Regions from separate parts of the Mus musculus genome. Here region 2 is linked to region 1. A link is a loop called in an ENCODE intact Hi-C map of the cell type or tissue named here. Cell type or tissue: left cerebral cortex. All regions are shown on one strand. Each heading gives the region's core, and the rest is flanking DNA. Links, peaks and the distances in the headings are about the cores only.

Region 1 (5,368 bases), core at 369-5,368:
CTTTTCATCTGCCCTTTCTACAGTTAGCAGACAGTGGTTTAGAAGTGCTTCCGAAAATCCAGGAAGTTTACAACAAATCCTGGCTCGTGAATATGAATCCCGCGAGTATTACTCAGCATTTTAAGGATGCAAACCCTGGTGGGTTCGGAAGAGCTTGAAATTAGGTAAGATGGGGAGGTGGGATGGACAGAAGGTACCACCGGCCACTTCAAAACGCAGTTTTAACATTTCCGTAAAAAGAAAATTGAAAAGGGACTCGAGTCTCTTGTTCAGGTTTGATTTTAGAGGGAAAAGTTGAACCGACTTATTTTTCTGTGAGCGGAAAGACCTTTCTCAGCTGGTAGTTATCAACTACGCCAATTACTACAATAATTTTGTGGAGCGCGTAACCGAGATACATCGGTTCTAGAACTTTCATGTCCAGCCCTGATTTTCAATAAACCAATTTTCCTTTTTCCGTCTCAGAATTCGGATAGTGGCCGCAAGGATGATTCCCCCCACCTCCAAGTCGATCCACGCCTCGGCCAATCTGAGCCCGGATGCTAATTAGCTATGCTTCCTAGATGAACACGCCTTTGTCACATGTAGGGCCGGACTACAAGGCCCAGCATGCCTCTCCCCTCCCTGATCAATGAGGGCTTATTTAAATGATCTCTGAGGTCTTGGACCCAGGCCAATCAGCTGTCAGAGCTCATGATAAATCGCAATGCATTATTGATAATAATAATTACTGGGACATGCGCGTTTCGGCCGAAGGGGGCTAAAATTTCCCAACTCCAGGAATTGGTGGCGGAGAGGGGGCAAGTCACCAGGGCTCTTCCCGGCGCCCCAATGCGCGCACCATGTCGAGGCGCAAGCAGGCGAAGCCCCAGCACATCAACTGGGAGGAGGGCCAGGGCGAGCAGCCTCAGCAGCTACCGAGCCCCGACCTCGCCGAGGCGCTGGCGGCGGAGGAACCCGGTGAGTGCGGCTGCGGCCACGTCCGTGCGCCCGACTGTCCGTGCGTCCCGGGAGGGCGCTCCTAGCACTGCCGCGCGTCCCTCGAGGGCGCGGGTTCCGGGAGCCGATTCTGGAATGGGGATTCCGGACTCTGTTCCAGGAAAGGAGAGATGCGGAGGGAGGGAGCCTCAATCCCCCACCTCGGAGGGAGCCTCAACCCGCCCACCCCTTTGCAAATCCCCCTAGTTTTCTCCCTCTTATTGTAAAGTTGATTCCACATTCTGCCTCTCCCTCCAACTTCTCTCTCCTCGTCCACAGTCCCATAATTGGTTTCCCTCCTTTGGATACATAAGCACCCACCTACGCCGGTAACTTGGGCTTCCTTCACCCCCTCTCTAGTGGCGCCGCTTTTAAAAGAAAGAGACCCCCAAGTCTCCCCACCCTCTCTACTACCCTCTTGGGGGCCCCTGGGGGAGGGGCGCACCTCTGGGGGACCCCCCGAGGAGGGCGATCTGTTGCACGCGCCCCTCCCAGGCCGAGTGGGGGGAGGGGGCGCGACCTCTCCCCACCCCCAGGCCGGGGTACGGGCCACCCGCACAGCGCAGAGGGCGGGGGAGGCTGTTGGGCTTAGTTCCCTTTCGGAGGAAGGGAACTTTTATTTTTTTGTAATTTTAGATATTTTGTTTACCTTTTTTTTTCTTTCCGCCTTTCCCGGGGGCTACGGCGCCTGCTGCCGGTCCTCGCCCTAACCTTTCGGGGCCTGACCTCCAGCCATCTTTGATTTCCGACTATCTAAAAATAACCGCGGCCAGCGGGAGGGTGCGGGCCGGGGCCCGGGCAGCGGGTGCATGGTCACCCCCTCTGGGGCGCACCCCCGCTCCTTTATTTATTTTTTTGCACGGATCCCCCGGGCGGCACTGCTCAGCACACGCCCGGGAGGTGAAAGGGGAGAGGTCGGGTTGCGGCTGACCCGGCCTGAGCCTCCACGGAGTTCAGGACCTCAGCGCGGCCGGGAGCTGCGGGCGAGCCCCTCGTCCCTGCCCGCCGTGCTGTCGCCGAAGAAACCGGGAACGTTGGGAGGAGGGAGTCCCCCTGGGCCTCCCGCTCGATTCCAGCTCTCCGCGGATGGTGGGCGGTGTGCGGACTCTGCGCGCTCTGCTTGGGCGCTCCTGTTTTCCCCGGAGTGGGATCCTACTTTTCCCAAACTTAACGAGTTTATCAAAGTTCAGTGACCTTCTACCTCATTGTATCCCCCCCCCCTGCCCCCCAGGGCAACTGGAAGGTCATTGCTTGTTCGAGGGGGCGGATGTGAGTTTTGGGGCGTTGGAGCATCCCACATCATAGGGCCGGGCAGCTGGGATGGACTCTTTGTGCCTTGGCCCGGGGAGCTAGGGGTGGGGGTGCAGATCATGGAGAGGCTGGGTCGCTTGGTCCACCTGGAACAAAAGGGTTAACCCTCAGCCCGCCTGCTTCCTCTGGAGAGGAGGGGCGAGCTCTCGGCCCTGACCCCTCCCCTGGTCCTGCGATGACCTCCCTTCCCCCTCCATTTGGGGTGAGCGCATACTAGTGTTTTTTGTTTTGTTTTTTTCTCCTATTTAGCTGGTGGTGGGGACTCTGGGGGTGGGCGGCATGGAGAGGTGGCTTGCTATAGAAGGGCTTCCGAAATCTCCGCTGGCTGGAGTCGTAGTTAACCTGGCTGCACCCTGAGGCCGCTGGGCGCGCGCTGCCACCCAGCCTTGGGAAGCGAGTTTTCTGCGGATCACTCGCGGTCGGAGCCCGGCCTCTGGCGTGCGGGCGCCCTCTGGAGACCGGCCATGTGCGGACTGCGACACACACCTGGTGAGTGAGGTTAGCTAGGCCGGAGACCCGCACACGCGTGATCTCTGTGGGGTCCCCATCTTCTGCATCAACATCAGTGTTTGGGAATCTTCTCCAAGAGTTCTTAAAATGTGTTTGTAGGGGGACCTCGATTGTGGTTTTGGGAAGAGGTTTTTTGTTTTTGTTTTAAAATTTCTTTAATGCCTGCATTTTGGGATCACCCTTAGTTTAGATAAATCTTTTGGAAGCTTTTGGATCCCTCTTGGTCGGTCTGTAGGAGAATGCAGGTTTTTTTTTTTTTTTTTTTGAGCAAGGCAAATGAAATCCGGGCAATAATTAGCAGATCAAAAAATCCGCAGGTGGTCAAGGAGAAGGGGCTTACAGTACTTAAAGGAAAATTAGCATTTTCTCAAAAGGGTTCCAAATGCCCTTTGTGCTAAACTGGATTACAACCTTCAGCTATTACGATTCCCAGGTTTTTAGTAATTTAGCGCTCCTCGCCATCCTTCATCGACCTGCCTGTGCCTGGCTTAGTTAAGGTTTCAAGCTAATTCAGTCTTCCCCCAAAAGGGGGAGGGGGCTTCTTTTTTATTCATTTAATTGCATGTAAAATGTGCTCCCTAACCCTCGGAGGTTCTCCACTGCCAGTAAACGATACTTTGTCATTGGTGATGGGGATTAAGGGGATTTCAGTTTAAGTAGGGGACCGGGAGCCGTTTTGGGGGAGCTGAGGCATGGTTATTTTTGAATCTCCTCCTTTTGGATGTAAAATGTCAAATGAGAATTTGGGGAAAAGAATTTTGGCAGGATTCAGTACGAGGAAGCTCGGCGTTGCATTCTGGGTGTAACCTTGCCTAGGTGGACTAGTGTACCCCCACTTATTCACCCAGCTTTTTGGGTCCTTGTGTACAGTGGCAGTGAAAAAGTTTTCTATAGACTCCTTGCATGTTGAGGTAATTTCATCCACGGAATGACAGTTTTCACTGGAACCTGCTATGTGGCAGGCTCCAGCCTGGGACCTCGAAGGACCTCACCGTTAATTCTCACAACCTGAAGTAGTTTTGGTATTTCGCTCCCTTGAATAAAGGCTCCCGGGTGGCAAGGGTCGCCCAGTGGTTCCCCTCCCACTTGACTTTAGCCTTCTTGAATCCATGGGGTGTTTGTTGTTGGTTCTAGAGCAAGGGGGATGTACTCATTAGTAAGGGACAGCCTAGCCATGGTGCTTGAAGCTGCTTTGGTTTGGTGACACCCCCCCCCCCAGTCTGTCTGTGTAGTAACCATGACAGCTTTCTAACCTGTCCCAGCCTTGTCACGCTCTTGTCTTTGCCTCTGAAGCTGAGATTGGAGGAATGTGCCGCTAAATCCAGTGCCCATTTGATTTTTCAAATTGCCTTTTAGAAACTGTGGGTGATGAGACTTCCCAGCAAGCAACTCAAGAGCTAACGTCATTTGGGTTTCTTTCTTGGGGTTACGTGATTTTGAAAAAGAAAAAAAAAAAAAAGCCAAACCAAATAGGAGATGAATTTGGGAGGTTACCGTAATCACTCTAATCTCTACTTTTTTAACAAACACAGCTAACACACACAGGTTAAAGCCTTGGTTGGTGCAGGCTCTAGACAGCCTTGTTTCATCCCAGGGAGAGACCTCTGATCTCTCTTGGGGTTGGCAAGCTCGTTCAGTTGAGGCAAGTATCCCTTACTCTTATGTAAGGCATATTTTATATAAAGCGTCTTCTGACCCTCCTACCCTTAAAAACTTGAATTATTGATTGCGTGTGCTGCCACCCTGTGAGTGAGCATTCAGAGGACGGGAGGGCTGATCTATCTGGGGTCATTCATTCATTAGCTGTGGCCAGCGTCTTACCCTTTCAAAACCTTTTCCACAGGCCCCTGAAGTTTAATCCGTGATTGTTTTTTGATTTCTGCAATTCTTGATTAAGTAGAAACTTAATTTCAAGTCAAATTTGACCTCTCTATGTAGATTTTAAGGCTTGCTGTTTGAAACTGGTTTTAAAAATAAAGCTCCTACAGCTGGATCTGTAATATATAATCCCTTTTGTTTTTTGGTAAGGATTTATCCTGGAGGTAGGGCAGGGTCTAGGATACTGTGTGCTTTAGGTAAACTGTTCATTGTCTTTCTTTAATACAGGACCAGTAACAGATAAGCCCAAGGCACCAGGCTTTTATCAAGATACACAGATTTCAATTTTTTTTTTTTGTTTCTGTTTTTAGCTGTTTTGAGTGTCTTCTGCCTCCTGGCTGATTAGCTTTCTTCCTATACAATAGTAAGCGCATTTTCTATTCATCTGGGTGAGATTGAATCGAAAGACCCCTGCTGGCTTTACTGCATTCTTCCTACTTACTGGATAACTAGATGCTGAAGAGATAACATTCCTAAAATTCGGGGTGGGGGATGGAAGCCACGCTTGCTGGAGTTATCCCTGTGGACTTTGCCTTCCTTCCCTTCAGGTTAATTTAAGCATAGCCAGCAATTGTTCCTAACAGGGTCCTCTTTCTCCTTGGCAAATACTCCGTCCCATTATTTGCCGACGGTGGTATGGACGAGGTAGTTTTTTACTGCCTAAGCAAACATCGGCTACAGTTTTAAGTGG
Region 2 (5,368 bases), core at 304-5,303, 78 kb before region 1:
TTCTGGGAGAGGTCGCAGTTTGAGCAGAGCCGGAAGCCTCTTCTGATTTCTCGGCTTTCACCGGCGCTAGCGCGAATGTTCCCAGCTGTCTGCAGTTGGGTGCTTCTGTGCCACGCGTGTGGCTGCAATGGAGGACCCCACCTTGCAGCAGAGCACCCCCCTTTATCACCCTGGCATCAAACTGGTCATTTCAGGTCTGGAATGTGAACAAGCAGCCCATGCGGCAGCGGGTCCAGAGACTTGGAAGTTGCCGGAAACGGCTCTGCTTCACCGGGGAAGTACTCATGAAATGTGGCTGTGGCCAGTGTTCCTGTCCCCACAAGTCACTTCTCTTGATAAGAGCCTAGAACCAGAGATCGTTCCAGAAGCAAGTTTGTCACCCAGTTGTGACCACAAGAATAGAAGAGGAAGAAACTTTCCGGGCAGGAGAGATGACCTGGAAGTTTGGAGCACTCTTTTTTTTTTTTTTTTTTAAAGATTTATTTATTTATTTATTTATTTATTTATTTTATGTATGTGAGTACAATGTAGCTGTACAGATGGTTGTGAGCCTTCATGTGGTTGTTGGAAATTGAACTTTTAGGACCTCTGCTCTCTTCGGTCAGCCCCGCTCACTCCAGCCCAAAGATTTATTTAGTATTACACATAAGTGCACTGTAGCTGCCTTCAGACAGGCCAGAAGAGGATGTCAGATCTCATTATGGATGATTGTGAGCCACCTTGTGGTTGCTGGGATTCGAACTCAGGGCCTTCGGAAGAGCAGTCAGTGCTCTTACCCGCTGAGCCATCTCTGCAGCCCCTGGAGCACTCTGCTTCTGCAGAGGACCCAGTTCAATGTCCAGCACCCACATAGTGTCTCTCAACCATCAATGGCCCCAGTTCCAGGGAATTCCATGCCTTCTTTTAAACTCCGAGGACATCAGGAATGTTCCTGGTACCCATTCATGCACGCAAACGAAACATTCATAAACATAAAATAAATGCACCTTAAAAATATGACTTCCTGGGGGGGGTTCCTCCCCCCTCCGCCAAGAAGATGGGTGTTCAATCCAGATTTCCTCCTACTGCTTTGGACATAATCTCGAGGGTGCTAGGAGTGTCTTTAAGGTGCGAGCCTGGGTGCCAGCAGCCCCAACAGGCAAGGGTTGGCCACCTGTCCCTAACACTCCAAGGAGCAAGTCCTGGTGAGAGGCAGAGAGAGGAGAGGAGATGCACTCAGTGCCACCAAACTGCATAAAGGCAAAGCAATCCGGAGACCCCTGAGTCCATCCTCAGGGAACTGGATGACCTTCAGACTTCAATGCAAGATTGAGCAAGGGTACCCTAGCAAAGATTTTGGGGGGCAGGGGCTGCTCTCCATCATCACTATCCTTATCCTGAGATCTGGTCCTCTGTCCTGCACTTGAGGGGATAAGTCAGGCAGTTTGACCAGGGTGTGGCCTCACCCTCTTAGGTAATTATCCTCCTTTAAGGGGGAGTGGATTGTTCTTCTAGGTTCAGCTCTTCCTGGAATCTAAGGGCCTGCGGTGTTAGGACATTAACTTATCTCAGTGCCTTCAGCACAAAATGAAGGCAGAGGTATCTGGCGTCCATCTGGCTCCTAGGTGGCTGTGGGTCTGAGAGCTGTTGATGCTTTTTTTTTTTTTTAACCAAAGAGGTTATAAGGTGCCAGTTCCATGACTGTGAGCTCAGGCTGCTGCAGTCATGCTGTGACTTTGGGGACCCAGCAGGGACCCAGGAAAGGGTAGGGCTGGTTTCTCTTTGGTAATTGGTGATCTCCTGATGCCACCTTTTGGTGACCTTTGGCGGTGGCTGCTGCTTCTTCTTCTTCTTCTTCTTCTTCTTCTTCTTCTTCTTCTTCTTCTTCTTCTTCTCCTTCTCCTCCTCCTCCTCCTCCTCCTCCTCCTCCTCCTTCTTCCTCTCCTCCTCCTCCTCTTCTTCGAATTATTTATTTTGTGTGTATGAGTTCACTGTAGCTGTCTTCAGACACACCAGTAGAGGGCATCGGATCCCATTACAGATGGTTGTGAGCCACCATGTGGTTGCTGGGAATTGAACTCAGGACCTCTGGAAGAGCAGCCAGTGATCTTAGCCGTCTCTCCAGCCCGACCCTTGGGTTCTTGCTAAGGGAAGAAAACAGTGGCATCGGGTGCAAATTTTGTCCACAGTTGGTACCTGCATCTGAGAACTAGCCTAGAGAACATGCATGGTGTAACTCTATCCCCTTACAGGGAAAGATCCCGGGCGCGAGTGCGCGTTCTTGAGCTAGACGCCTACTGAGGCCAAGTTGGAGCCCATGGAGTCCCCCTGGAGCAGGGGTTACATGTTGTTATGAATTGTCCAACATGGATTCTGGGACCCAAACTCGGGTCCCCTGTAAGCGCAGCAAATGCTCTTCACCACTGGGCCATCCCTCCATCCTCACCCCGCCACCACCACCTTTTTGTCTTTTAAAGGCACCACAAAAACAAACAAACAAGCACCTCATTACTCTGTGTGATAACCTAAAAACTAAATCAATAATGAAGTAATGACAGATAAAGGCAACAGTGTGTCGCTTAGAGCCCAGCCTTCTGACCTCAGGGCTGTACTTTGAATCTAGGTATCTCCCCACAGGCACACGCTCTGATCACTCAGTCCCCGACAAGTGGTGTGATTTTGGAGGGTTAAAGTGATGGAAACAGGTCACTAGGGGTGGCTCTTTAAAAATGAAGCACACCCTCTGTTCTGATCCTAAGTGTTCCGGTGTCCTGCCTGCTGCCAAGTGGACAAGCAAGCAGCTGCTCCGGTCGGCTGCCACCAAGCGAGACTCTTTCACCCCTCACCCCACCACGATGCACTCTGAAACCATGAGTCAAAATGTATCCTCCCTCCCTCCCTCCCTCCCTCCCTCCCTCCCTCCCTCCCTCTCTCCCTCCCTCCCTCTCTTCCTCCCTCCATTGCTTCTGTCAGGCATTTTCATGACCGTGGTGAGAAAAGCAACTGTTTTACATTTTTGTATTTTTATTTATATGTGTATGTATGTACTCCACACGCATGCATGTAATGCCAGAGGATGCCAGAAGAGGGCAATGTACGCTGCCCAAGAGGGGTGATGGGACCCAAATTAGAGCTCTGGGAGCCATCAAATAATTGGTTTAACCTTAGTTTTCTCCTTAAAACGTCTGTCTCCAACCACAGTCACTTTGTGCATTGGAGCACACGTGAGTCAGGTCCTCACCAGTGTCCTCAGCGGACAACTTGCAAGGCATGGTTCTCTCTTTCCACCATGCGGGTCCCGGGGATCCAGGTCAGGTGATGAAGCTTAGCGGGAAGAGTCTTTACCCTCCGAGCCTTTGACCCTCACTGCCTGACCCAATTTTCATAGCTAGAGAGAGCTGGACTTAGGTGTAAGAGCCAGATGCTGAACTCTGGGGAGGCGCTGTTCACGGGTAGTATGACCCGGATGCTGGTCGGATCGGAAGCCGCCTTCAGTGTATCAGGGATTCTTGTTATTTTTTAATCCCCAATACTTCCGTGTACTCGGTTTTGATTTTTTGTTTGTTTGTTTTGTTTTTTGTTTTTTGTTTTTTTTTTTTTCCTGGCTGTTGAGATACTTTCCCGACTGGTCTAAAATCTCGTATTTTGGAGCTTGAGTCAGAAAATCTGAAGCCAGTTTCCACTTTGTGCACTCACTGGGTGACTCTCACACAGTGCGGGATGATACGGGATCCACTTTATTGGACGATTGTTAGGGAGCGTGTTCAGGTTTTCAAAAACCCATGGATGAGACTTAGGAAGAAAAAAGATTCGAATAGGAAAAGTTCCCGGGGAGAACTCTACCCTCCCCCACCCCATCCCCGGAGAGTCTGAGGGCCCCTGGGAAGGCTTCCCTCGTTTAGAGTGCAATAAATATGACAATGTAAAAAAACAAAAACTGTGAGTCGTCCTTCCGGAATCTAAACAGAATGAAAAAAAAGTCTAGAATTGCAAATATCACAGTCGTGAGCCCTTGGGACAAAGACTATGCTGATGTAACCTTGAAGCAGAAAATAAACAAACAAAAAGGGAGCAAAAAAATATTCAAGGCTAGGATGGAGCAGGCTGGCCAACGCCCTTTCCTGAAAAGCCCTTGTAGGGTGAGAAGGCAGGCGTCTTCACGCCTAGCACCCAGCGTGTCCCTCCTAGCTAGGTTTGATCCTCTAATGTCCTTTGGTCTCCTTCCCTCCCCACAAGTAAATTCCTCCTTCCAGTCTCCAATCTACTGGCGACACCCTGCAGCCCCTGTATGCTTTATCTGCGGATTCAGATTCAGGCTGTGGCTTTACCCAGGTGGCTTCTTGTAACTTTACTCGACAATTTGGAAAAACAAACAATTCCATTCCGACCTTCCGATTTCGTAGGCTTCTGCGTTCCCCTCCCAAGTCTGCCTTTGTCAGGACCCCGTTATTACAGATTGAGGTCACTAACTGATGGCCCTGGCTTGGGGTATTTCTTTTTCTTTCTTTCTTTCTTTCTTTCTTTCTTTTTTTTCTTTCCTTCTTCCCCACCTTAAAATGCTAACTTAGCTGGTGACCGATGGCAATTATATAAATGGTCTTTGTTTGGACTTATCTGATCTTTCCCTATCAAGGGGTTTAATCTCAGCCTTCCTGGAAAGCCTCAGCTTGGCTGTGAAGATGCAAGCAATCTTCCACAGCTGTTTCTGAGCCCCTGCTGCGAGCTGTTTACCCTTGTAAGCCCCCACTTGCGATTAAGAATTGCTGCATTTAAAATTCTATTTTTTTTAATATATGCGTTTATTTAGAGAGACTGTGTGCATTCGTGCGTGCATGCACACTCGGAGGTCAGGGGACAGCTTTTGGAAGTAAGTTCTCTTCTTCCACTTTGAGTGGGTTTCTGGAATCGAACTGGAGACATCAGCCTTGGCAACAGGAACATTTACCCACTGAGCCATCTGGCCAGCCCATGTCACTTATTGTTAAGAAAAAGAAATATATACATTATATATTAATATATAAAAACATATAATATACATTAATATATGCGGCAAAGAAGGAATCTCCTCCAGGTAATACGGTTGGGGCGATATGAAAGTTTTATATCAATACTGGGAGTCCCAAATATCAGTTTCCAGTCCCATTTGGAACATTTCGTTGCTATGTGAGTGGCCACTTTATACAAATTTGGGAAGGAGCCACAGAAGGAAGGAAATAAAAGCCACCTCTCCGGCTGGAGTCCCTCATGGGTGCAAGGTCCTGGGATCTGTGGGGGAGGGGCAAGCCCTTCCCGTCCTGCAATAAGCATTTTAAACCCTGGGCCGCACCTGTGTTTACAAACCGTAGCTGTATTCTCGGGATTTGCTGTGTGGGTGACAACAAGCCCTCTC

The links. Hi-C counts contacts between places; a loop is a spot of excess contacts. Peaks named below come from ENCODE experiments on the same cell type or tissue, not always from the same donor. Only the 100,000 strongest peaks of a DNase experiment are listed, where the experiment ranks them.
Region 2: a loop joins it to region 1, with 2.1 times the contacts of the local background. A loop is called at or near these places in 8 of 42 quality-filtered maps.

The regions. Positions count from the first base shown.
Region 1 is chr2:168,762,504-168,767,871 of GRCm38, reverse strand. Sall4 (spalt like transcription factor 4) reads left to right here and starts at 671. Exons shown (of 4, transcript NM_175303.4): 1 at 671-960. The coding sequence starts at 843. It overlaps Gm14261 (predicted gene 14261), which reads right to left and starts at 1,729. Exons shown (of 2, transcript NR_166178.1): 1 at 1,628-1,729; 2 at 1-1,090. In left cerebral cortex, for the core only: CTCF peaks have their summits at 719 and 2,742 (motif pointing left); DNase peaks (open chromatin) are centred at 526 and 2,727; H3K4me3 peaks cover 913 bases.
Region 2 is chr2:168,840,363-168,845,730 of GRCm38, reverse strand. No RefSeq gene overlaps it. Among named protein-coding and RNA genes, the nearest start is that of Gm25214, 39 kb to the left of the region's middle. In left cerebral cortex, for the core only: a CTCF peak has its summit at 3,069 (motif pointing right); a DNase peak (open chromatin) is centred at 5,201.